Linked DNA regions of Mus musculus: region 2 is linked to region 1. The links are chromatin loops, found by intact Hi-C in ENCODE. Cell type or tissue: left cerebral cortex. All regions are shown on one strand. Links, peaks and the distances in the headings refer to the core of each region. The heading gives the core; the rest is flanking DNA.

Region 1 (12,289 bases), core at 1,899-9,898:
GAACTGGCCTAGTAGCTGGAGAGACAGGAGGAAGACAAGCATCAAAGCCATACAGAACAGAGGGCAGTCTAGGTAAACCCAAGACTGAGAGAGGGGCTCAAACACATTTCTGAGTAGCCTTTCAATAACACAAAATTTCATTTGTACTGGTAGAGATTCACAAACCTAATGTTTCTTACTGTCATTTTTAGCTACCTCTTTTTTCTTCACTCGTCTTCCTCAAATTTGTTCTTTGAAGTACTCAAAGGAAATATCTGATCTATTCAAAGTGATAGTATTTTAGGTAGTCCTATCACATAACCTGGAAGTCAACTATACAATGCCCTGACCTACCTAGGTTAATTTTCAACCAGATAAGCTTGCTAGTTATTGCTTTATTCAACATATACACCAAGTTAACGCTTACCTATCAGACACTATGCTATAAATGAAGATATAATAGTCAATAAAAATAGTCCATCTCAGCCTTTCTGTAGTATTCAGCTATCAATCATACTTATCTGTAGTACTTCTTATTTACTAGGAAGTCTCAGAGGTGCTGTAAAGCAGACATTAAAAAAAACATGGCTCACATGTCAAATGAGGGCATCCTGTCTCTATAAAACATGAAACCAAAGAAACATAAAATAAAATGTCCATATTCATTCGATTATGTACAGCTGCTTTTGCATCAGGACCTCAGAGCTATGTAGAGGCAATATAAATAGTGTAGCCTACAAAGCCTTAAATAGTGACTCCCTGGAAGTATATGAAATGTTTGACAGCCTTTGCTCTAAATAAAATCCAGTGTTTTAATCTGATTTATTTATATTGAAAGACATATGTTGATATGCTGTAACACACACACACACACACACACACGCACATCTGGGTGCCTAGCTGAAAACCATATCACAATGAGAGCTGGCATTTTACATAATATTTCAGCTGTTGTTATTTTATTTTCATTTATATTTCCATTGCTAAAACCAGTAACGAAAAAAGTCACATGGATAATACTGATGACTAAAGGCTTCACTCTGCTCAAGTAATAATGACATTTTGTTATGTTTTATCTAGTCTTCATGAATCACCTTTTTCCACATTAAAGAAGAGCCCCCTTTAAGAAAGATCCTTTTTTTTCTGAATCCACACTAAACAAAATTTGACAGAGGTGATTTCAGGCTATCTTTTAAATTGAAAAATAAAATTGATTGTACAAGCACTTAGCCAACATTCAGTGCTACAATGCCAAATCACGGCAGCAATAGTAACCTTGCTTGCTCGCAAAGTGGATGCTTGTTCTCCAATCATTTGACTCAGAAGGCATTAATATTTAAAACAGGAAAGGGGAAGAAAGATACTTTCATTAGCTGTTACCAAAAATTTCTAATAAGTAGTGACAGGCACTATGTTGTTGTGGCTTCTCCAAAGGATGTTAAGAGACTTAGTCAGTGGAGGCTGTGGTTGATCATCGATTTACCATTCCCCAAGCCTTTTTGTTTCCCCCCTAATGGGAATAACTGTACCAGGAATAAAATTAAACGGTCACTAAGTTCATATTTAGTCTTTTTAAAGCAGCAATCCTAGGCATGAAGAAGATCCTCACAAAGTCTTGGTTCTTTAAAGTCTTCCCAACCAACCTCACCAGCCTACTGGAAAAATATATTCTAAATGCCCAAGAGCAGAGACTGAGGCCGTTATTGTCAAAAGATCCGTAAATAATTTGATGGTAAATGAACAAACATCATCATGGGAAAGGTATGGTTAACATGTTAACAATGATCTACGCCTATCCTATGCGTGAAGTTACTCTCTTTGATAGTTACAAGGCATATTTCGTTCTAATGTGAGTAGATATAATCTACATTTTTTCCTATTAGGTATCAGAACTGCACTGTGTCATGTGATCTAATTAGTTATTTGATATATATTTTACCTCCATAGTTAGTAAATGCCACTGAATACAATCTACCTGACTACTAACACAGGATGGGTAGTTAAGACTATTAGGTAACTGATATACCAAGGGGATAGACAGATAAAGCAAACTAGATCCTTAGCTAGATCATGAGAAAACTGCGATTATTCTGTGATATGCATCTCAAAAATAACAGCCACTAACTTTCTGTCCTATATACCATGAGCAATGTTCCAAAATTGCATATCAAATCCTTGTTCCTTCTCCATTAACAATCTCTGCTCTTTAGTTCTTTCAGTCTCTTCCTCTGGCTGGGGACTCTTTCAGTTCTTTAGATATCCTCTAGCTGAGAACATAGCTCAGAGATAGGACACTTTTCCAGTCATCTCAAGGCATTTAGCTCCATCCCTAACACAGAAAACAAAAAAAAAAGGATAAACTCCAATGGATGTTTTATTTTATTTTGTTTGAAATTATAATACATTTCTCCCTTCACTTTTCTCCTTCCAATCTCTGCCATATACCCATCCCCATTCTCCTTCAAATTCATGGCCTAGTGTTTCATTGTTATTTCTTGCATTTATGTGTATATTGCATATGTATTGTATGGGGTGTGTGTGTGTGTGTGTGTGTGTGTGTGTGTGTGTGTGTGTGCGTGTGCATGTGCATGTGCATGTGCGTGCGTGCGTGTGTGTGTGTATGTGTTCTTAAATAACAAGTTCAGTCTATATAGGTCATAGGATCACCAATTGGCTTGCTCTACCCTGGGGAAGATGACATTTCCCATTTCTAGCTTTCCCCAGTTTTCTAAAGTTCCTTGTTTTAGGGTGAAGCCTCATGGGGTTTTCCTGGTACAATATGGCTTCTACTTTTAAAAAATATCATGACACTCAGGATGCTCCTACCATTATACCCCCCATAAGCTCATAGGGAGAGGCACTACTGGGAGGTGTGGCCTTACTGAAGGTGGGATTTAGGGGTTCAGAAGCCCAACCCAGACCCAGTGACACTCTCTCTTCTGGACAGGTTGGGATGTAGCTAGACCCCTCAGCTACCTCTCCAGCATCATTTCTGCCTCCATGATGCTATGCTCCCCAGCATGATGATAATGGACAAAACCTCTGGACTGTAAGCCTGACCCAATTAAATGTTTTCCTTTATAGGAGTCGCCATGGCCATGGGTTCTCTTCACAGCAATAAAACCCTAACTAATACACCATCAGACCTGAAACCCTGTAACTGTTAAAGGAAAAGGTAAGAAATCCACTTTAAGATATGTGCATAGGCAAGGATTTGACAGAAACCAAGTCATTCATGAACTAAGGTCAGCATCTGATAATTAGGACAGAATGAGATCAGTGTTTTCAGCACAGACGAGTACAGAGTTACTAGAGTCAAGCGAGCCTATGGGACCAGAGATAGTTTGGGTAGCTATTTTAGGATTAATATCTAAAGTACACAAAGAACACACACAGAAACTAAACAAGCAATTGAATGATGTTACCAATAAATGGGTTAATGAAGTAAATAAATATTTCTCAAAAGATGGAATGCAAACAGTCAACAAACAAAAAAATGTTCAACCTTATCAGGCATCTAAAAATAACGAACCAGAACATACATTATACAGGCTGATCAGGTTGTATTTACATATTTATATGCATACATACATACATACATACATACATGCGTACATACATTACACACACATATTTTTGTGTTTGTGTACAATGTATAGATAGATAGATAGATAGATAGATAGATAGATAGATAGATAGGTAGATAGACAGATAGATATGTAACAGCAAGGAAAAAGAGGCCACGAATTTAAGTGAGTACAAAGGAGAGCTGTACATGGTAGGTGATAAAGAGAAGACATTTCAGAAAGCAGGGAAATGATGTAATTATGTCGTAATCTCAAACAGTTTTAAAGTTTTTTTTTTTTTTGAACTACAGTGAGGTGCTATTTAACCACTGTCAGAATGATAGTCACAAAACAACAAATAACAGAAGTGATAGTGAGGGAGTGGACAAAAAGGGACCCTCAGACACCCAAGTCTGCTCACATGTAAATGAGTTCAGCCACTATGGAAGTCAGAGTGGAAGTTCCTCCAAAAGTAAACATTGATCCTCTCTCACAACAGTGTTTATCAAAGCACTCTTCACAATAATCAAATTTTGGACCAATGCAGTGTTCACAGCAGAGGAAAGGATAAGGAAGATGTGTTACATATACAGAATGAGATTTTTTTTAACCATAAAGAAGGATAAAAACTGTGTATTTGTTGGAAAGTTAATGCAACTGGAGATGGTCATTTTAAAGCAATTTAGTTAGCGTCTGAAAGACAACGAGCATGTGTTTTGTCTTATCCATGGTGGCTCCTAGACTTTATAGAGATACAGTCATGTGTAAACATATGACATGAAGCAGAACTAAAACTGTCTAGGAGAGCAAAGCATACTAGTGAGAGGGGGCAGGACATGAAAAGGAACAGTAAAGAGGTATGAAGTGAAGTGTGCTTAGATAAAATGTACATTTACAAAATCTTTAAAATTATTAGATTTTTTTAAAGGGGAGTTTTCAATACTCCCACAGTACCTGAGTGTTCTTGCCATTGTTACAAGTGACAAAACTGACAAATCCTCAATGCTATTTCTTCCCGTTGCTGTAGCTGACACTCTAAACCTATTCTTAAAACACTTAGTGATGCTGCCCTGATTACATCCCAGTGTCTAAAAACGTACCTACTTTCTCTTCAGCACATTAACATCTTCTGTCTTTATAACCCTTTAGCTTTCTAAATCTCAAATCCTTCAAAACATTATGCACAATACAATCATTAAGTATGTTTATCTCACGAATGCTTCAAATGATTTGGGTTAATATGCCTATTAAATTGGCGCTGTGACTTTTGGCTTCAAGTATTTTCATACAGCAGAACTTAACATATACCTGCCATTCACATATATCATGAAACCTAGAATACACTAGACTTCTAATTTCTTTGATATAATAAACCATGGGATAAATTAATACTATGTTTTTAACAAGAATTCCATAATATTGGTTTCAAATATCTGATTCCAAACATTGCTACTTTCATGAAAAAAAAAATTTTAAAAAAATACTCAGTCACAAATCTGTGCTCCTGGTCTTCATGTCCAAATTTTACGACTGAATTGTAAATTTTGTGGTTTACTGACATATACAAAGACATTGTGTTTAACCTAAGGCCCTCACAGAAGCTGTAAGCTATAACAATGGAAAGTAAAATAGTGGATGTCAATTTGTGAATGTCATTACTGTAGTCACAAGATATACCAAAAATCATATAATTCTAAGCAGGAAAAAGTAATATAAACAAGCCAAAATTGATCAGAATGTATGTAATGAATTTGATAAAAAGTTTGCTAATTGGAAGTAACCTGATATATTCAGACTTGGTGGTTCACATTTTAATCCCAGCATTTGCAAGTCTGAGGCATACATATTGCCATTAGTCTTGAGAGCAGGAGGCAAGGCCATCCTACAAAGTGAAACCTTGTCTCAAAAATCCAAAAGATACAGAAAAAAAAATAATAAATTCCAGTTGATGAAGAATCCAAGTTATGAAATTCTTATGAATTTCATATTTATATTCTGTGAATATCGACATACTAATGTATTTTCTGTGGTTCCTGGTGGGACTTTAATCCTCTAAATATGTAATTGCAGACTATAAAGCTATTCAAGGCTTTATTTAATTCACTTCAAATTATTGACTTTCTGCTACTTTGGACATTCCAGATTCACCAAACCCTCACTGGCTTCTTCCTCCGTAATGGAGACTCCACTTCTGGCCCTGCTCCTCTGATCTGTTGCATATCTCACCACAACCTAGCTCTTCCAAGAATGATTTTTATCTCTACCTCATGTACCAGCACATGCTTGTCAGATCCCAAGAAAACCGCACCCGTCCCACTTTTAACACCCCCAACACTTTCTGCAGTTCCTCTGGGTGTGTACTTGCTCAATAAAAGATCAGATCAACAAGTGCCTACGGTCCCCCAAAACCACCCTTTCCTCCAGGAAACCTCAGAAGCCACCTCTAGAGTGAAGGCAGGCTTGCACAGACTCTAAGGTGTAGAACACACCACAGAACACACGCTTTGCCCGCCCAAGTTTCTGAGGCTCCAGGCGCGACCTACTTATCAGGTAAAGAAATGCCCCTCCCCACGCGTGAGGCGACCTACCTCCGCAAAGGGCGCGACAAGGAACCCCAAGCCACAGCACCTGAGAGCGTGCGCTGCTTGAGGGGACCCGGGGCCCGAGAGTACAGAGAGCAGGCAGATGCTACACAAGCCTGGGGTTCCTGAGAAGGAAGGACGCCCTCAGGCGGCGGGGGAAGCTCGGGGGCCAGTATTCCCGGCCATGCACGCTGATGCAAGCGCAGCCCGCAGGTAGGCGCCAGAGCCCAGAGCGCCACTCCTCCCGGCTTTCTTCCAGTGCCAATCAAGAGGGAGGCCCGCGGAGACCACAAGTCCCAGAAGCCTCTGCGCCACTCTCCTCGGAGGGGCTTGGGAGGGGCTCCGGCGGGCTCGGGCGGGCTCGGCGAGGAGCGGTTAGCCGGTTTGGCTGGACTAGGCAGGTGTTTCCTGCATCTTCCTTTCTTCTGCAAAATAGTTCAAAATAGTCTAGGACTGCCTGCAGCTCCTCTCCTGAAAGGCTGATTTGGTTTCTAAGGAGAGACTCACGGGGCTTGAAAAAAAGGAAAAGTTTCAGGAAAGCTTCTGTTGTGCCAACTCCTGTCCTACATGGGAACAGTCGGGAAAACAGATTCTTTGGGTTCATTTGTTGGCTTGTTTCCAAAGATGGTTTTAAAATCTTTGCTTCCTGCGGGAGGAAGCGCTATGTTTCTCATTTGTCCACCTGTCATATCTTCATCTAGGATTTTAAGTAATTTTTTGCCTCACGTACTGAAATTTCTCAGAAATTAAAATGCAAAGGAGATTCTAAGCATTCGGAAGTCACTTATGTAGACTTTACTAACAATGTGCTAATTTGCTAATAGTTAAAGGTTTCAACAATTGTATAGGATAAATTACCAAATATTATATCTGGGGGGTCTGCACAGCTCATTCTCCTACGTAAATGACCCTTTATTAAGGCAAGTGCTTGCATCTAGTCAGTTATTGCAAATGTCTTGGAAATGTTAAGCTTCATTGTTCTATCCATGTGTTTAAGAAAGTCAATAATTTTAACTATAATGTAATTTAATATAGCTTTCGTTAATCTTGCAACGGTGCTTTCATGCAAACTAAACTCGGGTTATTGTGACTGCTAAGGTGATGAACACTGTGAGTGCTCTACTGTGCTCACTGCTCTTCTTTGAGTAATGTAAAATCAAACCATCCAAGTTCATTTCAAGATAATGAACAGTCAAGTAGGAGTGATGTAGAAAAGTTGTGTTTGCGTTGATAAATAGTATGATATTCTATTTCAATTCCCCTCATACATTTATTGAGAAAATTGAGCTGTTACGTGCCAGTTACAGCCTTGATTACTGGTCAAGACCTGATTACAACTCCATACAAGACAGAGCACTCAGTCTAATAGTTAAAACAAATGGGTAGCAATTACCAAATACAGCACAGCCACTGAAATCCTGAACGAAAGCCCAGAGGTAGTTTTAACTATTTACCACCTAAATGTAAAGACCTAATGATTTCAACAACCTCAATAGTTTTCTTTGAACATCTTCAGATGGTTAAAGATGCTTTAGAATACATAGCAGAAAAAGAAACGTTTTAAGAAAATTATACAAGTTTTTGACTCACTCAAGACTAATGAAACACAAAGTGATCAATCAAATACATGCTCTTTGAATAAAGTAATGGACTCTATTTATGTTTTACATTTAATTCTGAGTGATTTTAGAGTCATTTTTAATGTCACAGTCTGTCGATGGGACTGTGACTAACCCATTTTTCTAAGAATATGTACAGATATCCTTTATAGATAAAGATATGTATAAGGTTAAATGACAAGCTTTATGGAAAGTGAAGAAACAGGCATACACATAATAAGCAAGCAAAGTACAGAGAAAGAAACCCCACAAATTTGAAGAAGACCTTCATACTAGGATCTGATTTTCATCCATAGAGCTGGGTTTTGGTGACCTGAGATAGTTCCCCCTTCTCTCATTTCATGGTGGTCAGCTTAGGAAAAAAAAAGGGGGGGGGCTGATAATTGCCCCAAAGATTCAGATAATCATGTTCAGGGACAGTCTTGACCTTATCTGAACACCTTCAACATATCAATCAAGAGTGGAGAGGGTGTCACTGCCAAGTGTGAAAGTATGAAAGAAACCGGAAATTTGTCTTTCTATTACTGACTGGTAGTCCCTTTTCTCATCTGTCTGTCTACCAAGGACCTCTGGCTCCTTGGTCTCAGCATCTTTCTATAAATTTGGAGTATTGAAATAAAACGAAAGGAAAAGATCTTCACAAAATGTATAATCTTAGATGCTGAATCTACTACCTTATTGATAGTTAAAATCCACTATAGAGTAAACTGAGTTCAAAATATAGTCAACGCACTGCTGTGATGTCTCAGCAGGTAAATGCATTTGCCTCTAAGTCTGACAACCTAAGGCGCCGTCTTCGGAAGCCACATGGGAGAAAGGAAGGATTGACAAACAGTTTATAGTATGTTATACTATACATTATAAAGAAAATAATAGGGCTGGTGAGATGGCTCAGTGGGTAAGAGCACCCGACTGCTCTTCCGAAGGTCCAGAGTTCAAATCCCAGCAACCACATGGTGGCTCACAACCATCTGTAACAAGATCTGACGCCCTCTTCTGGAGTGTCTGAGGACAGCTACAGTGTACTTACATATAATAAATAAATAAATCTTTAAAAAAAAAAAAAAAAGAAAGAAAATAATAAGCTGTCCTGTTAGAAAATCATGTTTTTATTTTATAAAAAAATATTAATGGCTCTTTTTTAATTCAAAAGTTCCAAAAACATTTATATAAATACTAATTATGAGTAAGAGAGAGCCATTGTTCTCAATGATTTTGCAGTCTAGTGAGAGTCAAATTTTACAACCAAGCATCATCAATAATATTTGAGAGTTTCTATTGCTGTGATGAAACACCATGTCCAAAAAAAAAAAAAAAAAAAAAAAACCTGAAGTGAGGAAAGAATTTGTTTGGTTTTTTTGTTTGTTTGTTTGTTTCTTTCATTTTTTGTTTTGTTTTAAAGATTTATTTATCATATGTATGTGAGTACACTGTTTTCAGACACACCAGAAGAGGGCATCAGAATCCATTACAGATGGTTGTGAGCCACCATGTGGTTGCTGGGAATTGAACTCAGGACTCTGGATGCCTAGTCAATGCTCTTAGCCACTGAGCCATCTCCACAGCCCTGGAAAGGATTTGTTTTGCTTATACTTCTTCATCACAGTCCATTGTTGAAAGAAGTCAGGACCGGAGTTCAAGCAGGGTAGGAACCTGGCAGCAGGAGCTGATAGACATGGACAGGTGCCTCTAACTGGCTTGCTCTTAGGGCTTGTTTAGCCTGATTTCTTAATAGAACCCAGGACCACCAGCCCAGGGATGGCCCCACCTACAATGAGCTGGGTTCTCCCACAAGATCACAACATTAGTCAATAATTACAAAAGTGCGTTAGTCTGCTTGCTCCCCTACAGCTCAATCTCATGGAGGCATTTTCACAACCGTGGTTCCCTCTTCTCAGGGAACTCCAGCTTATGTCATATGGACATAAAAGTAGCCAGTAAAAGTTTTAATTAGCAGATGCCAAATACACTTTACTTGTTCTGCAATCATAGACAGCTTGATGCTGTTACCCCTCATGCAATGTTATAAGACCCATATTGTCCCTAATTATTTTGCAGTGAGGAAACTGACTCAGACTTATTCATCCAAGGACATTCAGCTTGCTATGAATGCCTATCTTACTCTCTTTCCTCAAAACCCATACACTAGACCAATGCACCATAGCACATCCAGGAATATAGCTAAGCATTCTCTATATAATGGCATTAAATACAGTTTACAATTTCCTATTTAGAAATATATTCACGTGAAATTGTCTTAATGATGATTCTGAGGGCAAATAGGTCCTCTAACCCTTGTTTCTATTTGTCCATCTCTTAGATACATCTGCCTCTGATGACTTTCAAATTTGTCCATTGCAGATCTATTGCTGTGATACCTGTCAACAGTATCCACCTTGGTCTGGGGTCTTAAGTTTCTCACCCACTAGAGTACTGACATACAGACAGAGAGATGGACTGATGTGACAGAATTGGAAGACCTCCATATAAGCTCCTACACCTACCTAATTTTGTTTTTTTTTTCCCCTCACTTTGTTTTCATAGCTTTCACATTCTTTATATTCCCTCTTTGGAGTGGTACATGAGTCTTGGAAAGAATGACATAAAAGTTTGATTATGGCTTTCGTGGAGTAAGGAACCTGTGTGAATGATCTTTGGTGGTTATTTCTTTTGCAATAAAACAGAACTGCAAATTAATCAGAAAAAGAAACTACAGGAAAAAATATTCAAATGATTTTCTAGCCACTTGCTTTGTCTAAATTCCAAGTGCAAGGTTTGCTCTTCCTCTGTGAAGTATGGTTCAAATCTGATCAAAAACTTGGTTCTATACAGAACCAACGAACCAGTATTGCACCAGCTGATAATCTTGTCTGGTGGACTTTTATTATGAAACATGTAAAATCCTCAATTGACTGGGACTCTACACCAACTTTAGAAACACCTTCCAGCACCATAAGAGCTAGAACACAAGGAAGGGGCACTTACAACTTAGTTCTAGCCTTATTTCTCCAAGCCCTGTAATCATGTGATATCTTTAGTAATATGTTCTTACTATCCAGTTTAAATATGCAACCAACATCAATGGAAATAGCCTCTTATTGTTTTAGGGTTCTCTAGTATGCCTCACCCCAGCATTGAATAAGGTAAGCAAACCTCAGATGGTTTTACAACCTGGCTCTGGTCAGCACTTGGCTTCTCCACATTTACAACTCCCTGCCTGAGCTTTGAGGAGTTGACCGACCTCCTGCTGAGCTTGCTTTGCAACTCAATCCAGATGAAACAAAGGATGGGTCTTTGGGGTTTGCCTATATAAATGCAGACCTGAAAATTAAACTTTGAGCCTTGATTTTGGCTTCAACTTTGTCTTGGCTTCACCTTTGTCTTGGCTTCATCCTGCCATCCTTTTTCCATTTCCAGCATCCCTTTCAGGTATACCCACTTCATCCATGGGTGCTGGACAGCTGCATTCTAGGACTCCCTGAATAACAAGTTCTTTGGAGATAACCTACCCTGAAGCTGGTATTTTTGACAACCATGTGGCAAGTATCTGTTTCTACTTTTAAAAATGTCTTTGTTTAGTGTTTGTGAAAAGATTGTCTTATTTTTACTTTGTTAGGTGTACTTACATAGTACTAAATGAGAAAAACACAATGGGCTAGTATTATGTTGGCTATATGCAACAATAATTGGAAATTAGCAGGACAATAATGAAAAGTCCCAAACGAACATCCCATAATAGATGGTGGGATTATGGAGATAACCTCAGTGAAACACTCTGAAAATCTGTTGTCATCTGTCCCAAGACTCAGGTAATCATAGACGCTCATAACTAAGAAGATACTAAAATAAACTATTCACAAGATCTAATACAGCATGTAAAGATTTTAATCACTGGTATTAATTATCTTGATTTTTTCATGCAGGGCACTTTTATAGAGTGCCATGCCTTTCACTCACTTCAGATGAACTCAGTGGGGCTGCCTGCCATGACTTAAGATAACTTTGGACTTGATCAACTAGGTTGATGAGGGAATGAAGAAAGGACAGACATGAACAGAAAAAAACTAGGATCAGGTGAGCTGTAATGGAGACACACCAGCAACCTGGAGACTCAGTACATTTATTATAGAAAGCTTAATGATGAATCAAGTATACTTTATATGATAATGAGTCAGAAGTAGGTTAAGTAATATCCATAGTGGCGTTCTGTAGGGCAACAGTCTCAACTTGGTGTCATCCAAAAGGACGAAGCTGGGGTTGAGAGTTTCTTTCTTTCTTTCTTTCTTTCTTTCTTTCTTTCTTTCTTTCTTTCTTTCTTTCTTTCTTTTTTTTGATTTTTCGAGACAGGGTTTCTCTGTGTAGCCCTGGCTGTCCTGGAACTCACTCTGTAGACCAGGTTGAGAGTTTCATCATGCACTGATTGTTACCTAAAGGTCAGTCATCCATAACGTCTGTACTTGGAGCAGAGAAAGGCTTTGCCATTCCTTGGAGCCTTACCCAGGTGCCTGAGACATTAGGGTCCCTGTCATGGCTGTGCTCATAT
Region 2 (12,289 bases), core at 2,718-10,717, 230 kb after region 1:
TTTCTTTGTTTTCCTTACCATATTGATGATAAAGTCCTTTCCTGCTAACTGTTAATATCTCAGTTTTATATAGAACTTTTTCTATTGTCTGGGCTTTTATTATTAGTCCCATTCTTTTTAGCAGATTGCAAACATTATGCTTCTTAGGGTAAACAGATACTGCACATTGTAAAAGTATCCAGTGATGGTCTATAGGCATAGACTTGACTCAGATATTTTACTTAAAAGACATTGAGAGTATTTGTAGATGGTGTTTGCCTCTTTCAGGATCAGTGGAATGTATAAATACCTGAATTAACAGCTGCCTAAAGGCTGACCTGAGTCAAAGGTGCTTTGAAATGAGAATCTTTCTGTCTTTGAACCATCCTATTCTTGGGGATTTGATTTTAGATGAGTACTTCAGGGTCTTTGTTCAGCCTCAACTGCACCAGATTCTATTCTGCCTTCTTCTTCTGCCTTCTCTTGTATACTGTCCCCACTGAGCTGCCAACTTTCATTTGTTGATTGAAGGAAAAAGAGCTATTAGTTTTATGGTAAGCCTTTTCTTTTCAGGGGGCATTATTCTTTTGAGCTCTTAAAGACCTGTAGATTTGATTGTGTGTTGGATGTTCCTCATGTCCCCTTTGCTCTGTTTGGCAGCAACATGTAGCAAATGATCCCATGTTAGTAACCCTGGCCATGATGGAAATCTCTGCTTGCTTCCCTTTCCCTAGGAGAAGCTCTGATTGGCATTGTGAGAACAGAATCAAGAAAATACAGCAGGTACTAGTTCACTTGGGAAATTCTCTCTCCATGGAATTTTAGTTTGGCCAATTCTTGAAACTTGAAAAAAAAAGTGTCCTTTTTAGTTTTTCTTGGGGAGTAAGGAATGTGTCCAATTCTTATGATTGCCTTCACTTTATTCAGAAGCAAAATCTATTTTTCATAATTTGTAAACTTGGAATTGGTTTGAATTAGCTGCTGATATTTGACTGAAAACAGTATGATCAACATTCTAAAGGTATTGACAACAATATGAAAAAAACATGTCACATCATGTAGGTTTACAAAATAATAAGCAGTACTTCTACATGCAGAATTAACAGTGGTTAGCTTGTGCTAGGGATAGTGACCGATCATGTGCTGACACAAGAGGCAGAAGCAGGAATATCATTGTATGACTCTACCATAGACCACACAGTGAACTTCCTAAACTGCCTGAACTACAGTCAAGGCTTGTCTCCAACAACAAAAACTAAACCAAAGAAAAAAGAAACAAAATGTTATATTTATGAAACATATGTAGATAAAAGAGGTGGGCAAGAGAGGGTAGTGTTGGGAAGAAAAATGATCAAAGTATGTCTTATGTATGTATGAAGATATATGTATGTATGAAAATGTCAAAAAAAAAACCCTTTTTGTATGGTTTCAACATGGGAAAAAATGAAATGTTAGCCCTATATAGTGTTTGTGAAAACTAAATTAAATGGCAGCAGCTTTCAATAAGAAAAGAAGAAGCAACAGACACATGGCATGGAAGAGGAACAGGGCAGCCCTGCAGTTTCTCAGCATTTCCTGAGGCTCAGTTTGAACTTTTTCCAGTGCTATCCTGTTTTGGTTTTGAGTAGCTCACTACCCTAGAAGCACACTCCCTTCTTTATTTGTACATAGGATTAAATTAGTTTACCCTCATTTGGAACAGAGACTTTAGTTACACTATTAAATATTTTAATACAAGTAATATTATTATTGTCATTCTTTTCGGCTGTTAGTCTTGAAAGTTTGCACTTAATTTCTTCTCTGATTCATATTGGGCCTCTTGCTACATCCCACACAATCAGACAGTTTCTCATCATTTCTAGTGAGATGCTTCCAACCTTCAGGAACACTCAAAGCAACAATGTCTCATATTTTACATGAACTATAAGACTTTTAGCATGTTGGTGTCTAGAGTTCATTTTGGATACATCCCTGGGCTTTGTATTAGTTTTAATAGATAAACACCCTAAACTGTTGGTTTACAGTTGATTAAGTCCCCTCCCCCACTCTCCCTTTGAGACAGGGTTTCTCTGTCCTAAAACTCACTCTATTGACTAATCTGACCTCAAAGTCTGGAAGAACCATCTGTTTCTACTTCCTGAGTTCTGGGATTGAAGGCGTGCACCACTATGCCCTGCTGGATTAAACCTTTTAAATAACTTTATTTGAATAATAATTTTATCCCAAGGAAGAGTCTTTTTGTTGTCTAACCCACCTGCTTTAGTGAGTTACTTGGCCCTAGGGAGAAAAGAGAGGCAGTTATGTTCAATACATAAGTCAGAAGAAGAGCAATTAAACATGTTGTTATTTTTATGATAGTTGAATAGTATGGTAGTTTTTGGAATGTCACAGTATTCAGTATACCTAGTCTTCACAATTAAAAAGTCTTCTAGTTGGCAACATTAAAAATTCAGTATACATATTTGTGTCCACAGCAAGGGCTGAGAGATGTATAAAGAGAGACAAAAAAGGTGAAGGTTCCCTCAGCCCTGACAATAAAAGAATTGCAAAAGTATTCATAGGTAAAGCTTTAGTCTGGTTTTCATGTGCATGTTGGACATAAGACAAAGCAGTATTCTCCAGTCAATACTGCCTGTAGCATAATGGTGAGAGACCCACATATAATCATAAGAGATGAGTTTTATATCTGAATTTTAAAACCATAATCAATACAATACTCTTCTTCCCCACTTTCAGAATTGTGAAAGTACCTGTAAGATTATTCTGGCCACTTAAATAACTGCAGACTTTTGCTATCACATTCCTGGAAGGAACCAAATAAAGTACAGCCCCGTGACAGGCAGGTTAAAATGGTTGCCAAGGCTGAGGTGTGTAGGACCAGTTTAATGCAGAAGAAAAGGAATGGCACAGGAAGTTTGAGAGACTTGAGTTTGGTCAGCTTCACACTTGCCAGCTGTCTGATATTAGCAAAGTTCCTCAAATTCACAAAGTCTAAATTTCCTCATTCAGAAGCTGAGAATGATAATGACACTTCTCAGCGTTGTAACAATTAACTGAGGGATGTGTGTGGGACACACAGCATATGGCTTAGTGCAAAGCCTTCAGCAACTGATCATGATTATTAGTCAGGAATTACAGGTATAGAAGCAGTAAAGCACAGCTTGGCTTGTCTTCTCTACAAACCTAAACTACACAGTGATGCTTTTCTGTTGTTATTTGAGGTGAAATTAAGACAACATTCTTTATTTTGAATATAAAAGGAAGACTTTCTATTGTTTCCTTTAGAATTGATGGTCAATTTCATCATGCGGCACTCTGATTTGCTTTTGTTTTAGACAGAATTCATCCTGAACAGAGCTTCAAAATAGTGCTGCTCCCTTAAGAGTTCTTTTATGTTTAATGAACTCAGTTGGCATTGCTTTCTCATCCAAAAACTTTTCATCACAAACAAATCCTACCCTTCCCAATGAGGAAGAGTCCCTGCTGGGTGGAGCTAATCATCCAGGCAGTGTATACTAGTGACACTTAGTGGTATCTCTGAGCTAAAAATTTCCTTTAAGACTAAAGTCTTTTGCCATGGAACATGTGATTTTTCACTTACTTGGAAGTTAGCTGCTTTGAACTGAGTTAGCTTTGAACCGATATTAATATATTTGTTGCTGGTATCTGTTTAAAGTGTCTGTGATGGTTTGAATAAGAATGCCCCTCATGGGCTCCTGTATCCAAATGCTTAGTCATCTGGGAGTGGCAACATATGAAAGGATTAAAGGGTATGGCATTGTTGGAGAAGGTGTGGTCTTGTTGGAGGAAGTGTGTCTCTGAGGTGGGCTTTGAAGTTTCAAGGGTCCAAGCCAGGCCTATTTCTGCTGCCTTTGGATCTGGATCTAGAACTCTCAGCTATCATGGCTACCTGCACCCTGCCATGCTCTCCACCATGATGATAATAGACTAAACTTCCGAAGCTGCAATGAAGCACCAATGAAGTACTTTCTTTTTGTATCAGTTTCCATGGCCATGGTGCCTCTTCACAGCAAAAGAACACTAAGACAGTGTCTATTGTTAAAAAGACATGTCTTAGACAATGAAAAATAGATATTATATAATATATATATTATATAATGTATATATATTATGTTCTAATTTTGAGACTGTTTTCCCTCCTCATATTAACATGACTTGTTCACCATACATAGAAACACAGCAGAATCAGTCCTCCTTAGGAACTAATTTACACCAGACTAGTAACGAACTGCTTATCTTCTTTAGTGAATATTAAAATTTCTTAAGAAATTAGACAGCATAAAAGTATTATGACACACATATCATCTCTCTAGTCTACTATGGACACCAATGAATGTGGAAAAGGATCCTGGAGCACCCAGAATTTGTAAGAATTACCTGTGTCCACTTATCCAAACCCTCCCAAAGTTCCCTTATGGAAGACACAGGATAGAAAGAGCCAAGGCCCTTGGAAGATCTTGCATTTTCAGTGATACCAACCAACTTTCAGAGATAGTGAGGCTGTTTGAGAGGAGCCTGGCTATGGGTTATCGCTACACAGGAAAGGGTTGTTCAGTGCTGGAGTCTTCGATGACGATTTTACCTGTGGGAATTAAAAACCATGGCAGTCAGCAAGATTTTGCTGAAGGGACCCTGATATAGCTGTCTCTTGTGAGACTTTGCCAGTGCCTGGCAAATACAGAAGTGGATGCTCACAGTCATCTATAGGATGGAACACAGGGGCCCCCAATGTAGGAGCTAGAGAAAGTACCCAAGAGCTGAAGGGGTCTGCAACCCTATAGGTGAAACAACAATATGAATTAACCAGCACCCCCAGAACTCTTGTCTCTAGATGCATATGTAGCAGAAGATGGCCTAGTCGGCCATCATTGGGAAGAGAGGCCCCTTGGTCTAGCAAACTTTATATGCCCCAGCACAGGGGAACACCAGGGCCAAGAAGTGGGAGTGAGTGGGTAGGAGAGCAGGGCAGGGGGAGGGTATAGGGGACTTTCGGGATAGCATTTGAAGTATAAATGAAGAAAATATCTAATAAGAATAAATGTGGGGAAAACAAAAACGAAAACAAACAAACAAAAAAAAACATGGCAGTAAAAACAGCCAACATTGGCCTTAGACCTGAAAAAGAAGTGTCTATTCAGTTCCCACATTCTGTGATTAGGACCAGTGGCTTGGACACTTTTCAATGAGATTTTCACTGGATGATAAGGACTGTGCTGGACAGTGAATTTTTTATGAGTTCTATGTCATGTTTCTTCTGGTTTCCAGGAAAGTGATAAGACCATGATCAAACCCTCCCAGACTGTACCTGCAATTTCCCCAAGGGAGCCTCACAGCCTCCTGGCTTAGGAAAGTCCCCTTGAGGGTGGTTCATATCCCAATACTAATGACTCAGTCACTATCTGGTCTGGTCCTGCCATCAAATCAGACCTTTTTCTACACAAGGAAGTTTTACTGTTCTCTTGAACAGAAGCCCTTGAGAGAAGGTGCCCTTGAAAGACCTGGAACTTTGGAACAACAACAACAACAACAACAACAACAACAACAACAACAACAACAACAACAGCAAACCAACCAACCAAACAAACATCAGGAATTGGTACCCAGCAGCAATGGGTAAGCTTCTTGTTTGACAAATATGCACTGTTGAGCAAACAGCTGCTTTTCATATGCTTCAAGTCTGGGAAGCTACGAGTGAAATTCAGAAACTAGCTTAATGAACTGTGGTGCTTCACTGAGCTCCGCCTAAATCCCTTCTGTGCTGCAGCGGCATATTCACAGAGCTCTAACCAGAAGGTAAAATCAAAATCTGCCTGCAAGTAGTAGAACCTGCTGAGGGTGTGGGACTTCAGATCAGCTGCAATGCATGGGAATGCCACAGGTGTCTGTTTCTCTCCCAACACCAAGGCGGTTTCTCAGTCTCCTGCTTCGGAAACAGAAATAAGAAGGCTGTCCATAGTTGTTAATATTCTCCCTCCTTCCGCCTCTTGAACACGCCCCTCAATCTTCCCTAGCTCCCGAATGATACTAATGATAGTATAGTAGCAGGAAAATAGTTTCCTGGCATCCACCCGGCTTTCTTGCCCCTCAACCACACTCTTGCTCCATCCTGGTCAACGCCCCCACCTAGTGGCTCAACATTGCCAGCTTCCAGTCCGTTTTCAATAGCTTTTAACTGGTGCTGAGCTAGTTAGTAAGATAATGAAGGCACCTCATGTAGGTAGATCGAGTTGAAGACTGGAGGATGGGGCACCTTAAAATGTGGTGGAAAAAAATGCTTAATATGCTGAAGTCTCTGATCTTAGGAAAAGGAAAAGAGGAAAAAAGGTGGTGTTTTTATCCTCGCGGCATCTACTGCAACACAGCTTAAACCTTAAACCTTAGTTAAAAAGCCCCCTTCCAAAGCTTGGAAGATTTTTTTTTTTAGGACACTAGCTGCCAAATGAAAGTATACTGATTTAGTTGACTGTAAGCAACTGTCTTTGCCTCTCCTAAAATATAACTGCTGTAAAACTGGATCTGAATTTGCCCCGTTTGTCTCCATATTCCTAATGCAGAGGAAAACACTCAGCATCAGTTATGCTTTCTAATTTTTGTCTGCCTTGCTGGCTTAGAGGGGCAAGAACTCAGGGAATTTGGTTTGGGACTTTGTCACCTTCAGTCTCTTGTAAAGGTCTGAAATTGCTCCACCCTTAAAACTGGATGGCCAATAGAGCAGATGATCCTGGCTGAGCTCTGGGATGGAACGATTTGAGGTGTAAAAAAAAAAAAAAAAAACACTTGCAGAGAAACTGATGATTTCAATTATAATGTGACTCTTACTAGATCCATTCAACATATCAAACACACACTTAGGCTCGCGGGAATTCTAGTGGGAACCTTAGTCCTTAACACGGGGAGAATACATTGCCATTTACTTTGCTTTTGATTCCTAAGTAGACCCTGTATTTGTTTCTGTTCAGATTGGAGGCGAAACCAAGGCTAGGGAATCTGCTCCGGGTTTGGGGACCCAGCTGCTATGCTTACTGCCCCCTATGGCAGAATTGCTAACCTTTTGCCTAGGGCAAAGGAGACAGTGGTGACTGTAGTTGTGATGGCTCAGAGACCCCTTTATTTTTCCTTTTCTGGGAGGGCTGAGTGGAAGAACTTCTTACTGAAAAGTCGGGCGCTGAGCTGCGGAGCCACTGGGGCGGGAGGATGGGGTGGAAGGTTTAATTTCGCATACAGTAGGCTTCTCTTTATGACACTGTTTTACATCTTGCAGACAGCTTCTCTCCCGTTGACTCACAAAGTTAAAGGGGAGGATTGAATGACAAGCACAAATTTCTAAATGTAGATTGGGAAATTGTGTTTTTAATGTACTAAGAGTCAAAGATGTCTCAAAGCCCCAGGCATGAAGTATAGCATGCACATATTGGCTGCTTCCTTCTAAGGAAGCATCCCTGGCGCCTCCTAAACTGGGTGTGGCCCTCGGTGTGGGGTTAGATTCCAGAAGGGAGAGTTCAGATATTGGCGCTTGCTCCACCTACCACCAACCACCAGGAAAGAGGGAGGTGGTGGTAGGCGGAAGCCTAGACCCGGACGCCCGCACTAAGTCTGTGGCAGCGACTAAAGACGTGGGTTGACTGCGGAGCGCAAAGACTCAAAGCTCTCAGAGGCTAGAACAGGACGTCCCATTACCCATTCCCTGCTTGAAAGGCGACTCCAAGTTTCAGGGTCGGGAGAAGGGACAAGGTGAAGAAAACTGCGAGAGAGGGCGGTAGGACCCTGCGGGAGATTCTGTAGCAGGGACTGGATCTGGGCGGGAGGAAAAGAAGGAGGGAGGGAGGGAGGGAGAGAGGGAGGGAGGGGGGAAAGAGCAGAAGGGAAGGTGCTTTGCAGCCGCCGTCTGCTCTCGCCGCACTGCACGAGTTGCACAGCCGGACCAGGCTGGACCCAGATAATATAAAAGGAGCCCCACCGGCTCTGAGGCTCACACCCCGCTCCCGGGCTGGCGCACACCGACTTCCTCCCGCTCCCCCAGACACCTGCCCCCTCCCGGTGTGCGGCTCCAGGTGCCCCAGCCCCTTGTGCCCCGCGGCATGGCTCCCAGCGGCGCTGCTGGAACCCTGGAGGTGGTGACAGCTGCAGGGCGGCTCGAACTGCCGCAGCTCGGGCCCCAGAGTCTCCCCTCTGGTGGCCGGGTCTCCACGGGGCAGCTCGCTGGTGTGGCCAGCGTGTGAAAAGGGAGGGAGTGCGGCGCCCAGGCTGCTGGCGCCGCGCGGCTGGCTCGCAGACTTCACAATCCCCAAGTCAGGCGGCGGCCAAAGAAAGTGGCGGAGCTCCGGGCTTGTAGGGGGCATGGGGTGGGGATGCAAGCCCAGGACTCTGCACTGGCCTGCAAGCTTCGGTCTGCACAGCCAGCAAACTCCTTCGGGCGGAGTCTGCAGATTCCGGAGCGCCCGGGTTAGGAGAAGCTGAGACCTGAGCAATTGGGGTAAGAGGTCCCACTAGACCCCGAGACCCCTCTACAAGCGATACTTAGTCCTTCTCCACTGTTTGCCTCCAGGGAACCTGAGAGAAGCTGGACTGGGTGGGCCAGTGCTTTATTCACCCGGGCGAAGACGGGGAGTGGAGAGGAGCTAGCAGACGCGGCAGCAGCGCCTGGCGCACTGGAAGTGCAGGGGACGCGCCCGCAGGCTTGGTGGCCGCGCCTGTGACCTCTCCTTTGGGCTGAGAACACAGGCGGAGGAGTTACTGAGGAGCCCACGGAACTGGCTAGCCAAAGGAGACAAGCCTATAGTCTCCATGATCCTCCCGTCCTCTGTTCTTTCCCTGGTCCGCTCCATGTTCAAGAGCTGCGCTCCGCAGCCAGGACGAGGAGAGCTATGGAGGAGCAGGGTATTCAGTGCGCCCCGCCGCCTCCCGCCGCCTCCCAGACAGGGGTACCTCTCACCAACCTCTCCCACAACTGCAGCGCCGACGGCTACATTTACCAGGACTCCATCGCCCTGCCCTGGAAAGTCCTGCTGGTTGCTTTGTTGGCGCTCATCACCTTGGCCACCACGCTCTCCAACGCCTTTGTAATCGCTACGGTGTATCGGACCCGGAAGCTACACACCCCGGCTAACTACCTGATCGCCTCTCTGGCAGTCACTGACCTGCTCGTGTCCATCCTGGTGATGCCCATCAGCACCATGTACACGGTCACTGGACGCTGGACACTAGGCCAGGTGGTCTGCGACTTCTGGCTGTCGTCGGATATCACCTGTTGCACTGCTTCCATCATGCATCTCTGTGTCATCGCCCTGGACCGCTACTGGGCCATCACCGATGCGGTGGAGTATTCTGCTAAAAGGACTCCCAAAAGGGCGGCCATCATGATCGTGCTGGTGTGGGTCTTCTCCATCTCTATTTCGTTGCCACCCTTCTTCTGGCGTCAAGCCAAAGCAGAGGAGGAGATGCTGGACTGCTTTGTGAACACCGACCACGTCCTCTACACGGTCTACTCCACGGTGGGCGCTTTCTATTTACCCACCCTGCTCCTCATCGCCCTCTATGGCCGCATCTATGTGGAAGCCCGCTCTCGGATTTTGAAACAGACACCCAACAAGACCGGCAAGCGCTTGACCCGAGCCCAGTTGATAACAGACTCCCCGGGATCCACATCCTCGGTCACCTCCATTAACTCCCGGGCTCCGGACGTGCCCAGTGAGTCCGGGTCTCCTGTGTACGTGAACCAAGTCAAAGTGCGAGTCTCAGACGCCCTGCTGGAAAAGAAGAAACTCATGGCCGCTAGGGAGCGCAAAGCCACCAAGACCCTAGGGATCATTTTAGGAGCATTTATTGTGTGTTGGCTGCCCTTCTTCATCATCTCCCTGGTGATGCCTATCTGTAAGGATGCCTGCTGGTTTCACATGGCCATTTTTGACTTCTTCAATTGGTTAGGCTATCTTAACTCCCTCATCAACCCCATCATCTACACCATGTCCAATGAGGACTTCAAACAAGCGTTCCACAAACTGATACGCTTTAAGTGCGCAGGTTGACTTGTCAATGGCAGTGGGGTCGCCTAAGCGACCTTTGGGGACCAAGTTGGGTCTTTTCACAGGTAGGTCAAATCTTCTTTCCCTGTTACTGGGTGGAAGCAAGGCTCTCTCTTCTGGGCAAGGGCAATGGATCCTCAGAGGCCCCGGCAGAAGCCTAGCTTCTCTGAGAGAGCACTCTGGAATGTGAACAACGCAAACTACTGTAAAGCTTCCATACCCGAGGAACTTAGCTTCCTCCACTCAAAGTCCGGGCTCAGCACAGATCCTCCAGCAGCCATTCACACAAAAGGTTGCAACTTTTTAACATTGGTGATGGATGGGTATCCCTGCCCCGTTTTGTATCATGGATGTTGTTGCCCTCTAAGCCAGTAGCACTTGTAGATGTTGTCTGAGGCCTGAGACACCTCTACATACAGCCTGGCAGTACTTGAACTTGACAATTAATACTCTATGCTCTGGGGAGAACTCTGTGTTACAGCTTAAGTTTTAAACACTTTGGCATCCTTCAGTCTTCATTTATTTATTTAAATTTGGTCGGAGAAACTTGTGGATTTGGTGCTTCAAACACTGAATGTGGCTTGGACGGCACAGAGCAACCTTGAAGAGTTAACAGCAAAATTCTGATGCTAAGATCTCTATTTTTATTACAATCAAAAATTATATGGGGGTGGTGGGTGGGCATGGGAGAAGGGGAGTGATACTCAGAATCAACACCTAAGATTGTTTGTTTTCTGCAGATTTCTAATTTTTTTAATTCCTGTTTAGTGATCGTCAATCCACAGCTCTTAACAACTCAAAACATGATGTGTGCTAGTGCCAAAGTCTGCAGGCTGCTTTGTTTTCTAATCTCACGTACCTGTCATTTCACACACTTAAATCCCCACGGAAAGAGGATAGGCTGGGTTGCTCAGCCCAACCTGCAGCTGTCAGAGTTCAAGTGGATTAGAGTTGTATACTGTTCCTTAACAAGAAAGTAGCTTTTTTCATTATCCAGTTCCATGCTGCGCAGAGGAGACTGAAGAAACACAAGCGACTTCTTATATAATTGAGGAATGAAGGGGGAAATAGGAGGATGTATATTTTGACTTGTAAAAAAAAACTTAAAAATTGCATGAGACAATTTTTGATAATCATTTGCACTCTCTCCCATCTGTGATTCCTTTGTGTGTGAATTTTTAAAGTAACCAAGAGAGCTGGTTTCCCTGTTCAGAAATCTTGAAAATGCCCCCAATACTATTAAAGTGTGTGTGAGTGTGTGAGTGTGTGTGTGTGTGTGTGTGTGTGTGTGTGAGAGAGAGAGAGAGAGAGAGAGAGAGAGAGAGAGAGAGAGAGAGAGAGAGAGATTCCAGCTTGTTTTGTCCTTACTATTAAAGTTTGGGCAGGAGCAGCTAGGAAGATTACACATTAGAAATGTAGAAAAGCCGAGAAAGCCTGAAAACAAACCTATTTTCTTTATAACTTATATAGAACCAAACCTCAGGCTTATTAAACAACCAGGAAACTGGCAAGCCTTCTAGCCTTGGAAACATTAGTGACCTGCCACTTCAGTGACTAGAACATTGGAAATAATTTAAGCGTATCTCTTTTTCTAAGTTTCAATAACACTTAGTTATTTTGGATTCACTTTAGGGGGTACATAATACAGTAAAATCACATCCTAGAAGATGAAAAAAATGCACTTTCTTAATAAAAAGAAGCAGTCCTGAAGGGTTAACTGTAAGAACAAATGTGTATGTGGAATGTTTAATATGCCAAAGAAGATTCACAGTCCTTGCTTCAGAGGCTGTCTGCACTGGAGACCTTTTGTCTGCAGAAGGAAGTTGTCTTTATAAAATGGATCCACTCCCTGTGTGAAGCTGCCCAGTCCAGATCATCACACAATAGATGTAGTGAGCTGAATTATACTGCTTGCCTACTGTGCAGACCTTCACATTGGGTAATGACTCTTGAAAAGATGCTATTCAAAAGTTCACATGTACTGTAGGTAAAAAAGGGAATTTCAACCAACATTATACCTGACACTGGAGTAGGATGAAATCTTAGGCATTAGATAATCCTATAGACTGGGATCTATAGTTTATTCTGTTGGATCCCTAGCTTCTTTGTTTGTGCTTTGTGACATTTCTCCTATGGAGGAATGCACATAGAGCATGCATTTGTTTTTTATATTGTTAATATGTTGGTCTTCTGTTTGTGTAGCTGCGTTTTCTTGGGGCCTAAGAGGCAATTAAGTCAACTTCTAAGAGCCTTAGTGGAAAATTAAT

What was found. A loop is a pair of places that touch in the nucleus more often than their neighbours do. Peaks named below come from ENCODE experiments on the same cell type or tissue, not always from the same donor. Only the 100,000 strongest peaks of a DNase experiment are listed, where the experiment ranks them.
Region 2: it touches region 1 in a loop (3-fold over the local background); 6 of 42 quality-filtered maps call a loop at or near these places.

What each region holds. Positions count from the first base shown.
Region 1 is chr9:81,857,762-81,870,050 of GRCm38, reverse strand. It overlaps Mei4 (meiotic double-stranded break formation protein 4), which reads right to left and starts at 6,381. Exons shown (of 5, transcript NM_175213.4): 1 at 6,134-6,381. In left cerebral cortex, for the core only: a CTCF peak has its summit at 6,318; DNase peaks (open chromatin) are centred at 5,856 and 6,376; H3K4me3 peaks cover 1,197 bases.
Region 2 is chr9:81,629,128-81,641,416 of GRCm38, reverse strand. It overlaps Htr1b (5-hydroxytryptamine (serotonin) receptor 1B), which reads left to right and starts at 7,585. Exons shown (of 2, transcript NM_010482.2): 1 at 7,585-7,731; 2 at 8,546-12,289. The coding sequence starts at 8,865. The coding sequence ends at 10,025. It overlaps D430036J16Rik (RIKEN cDNA D430036J16 gene), which reads right to left and starts at 9,487. Exons shown (of 3, transcript NR_040395.1): 1 at 9,138-9,487. In left cerebral cortex, for the core only: CTCF peaks have their summits at 6,126 (motif pointing left), 7,023, 9,541, 9,755 and 1 weaker place; DNase peaks (open chromatin) are centred at 8,677, 8,818, 9,602, 10,201 and 5 more places; H3K4me3 peaks cover 3,982 bases; H3K27ac peaks cover 1,158 bases.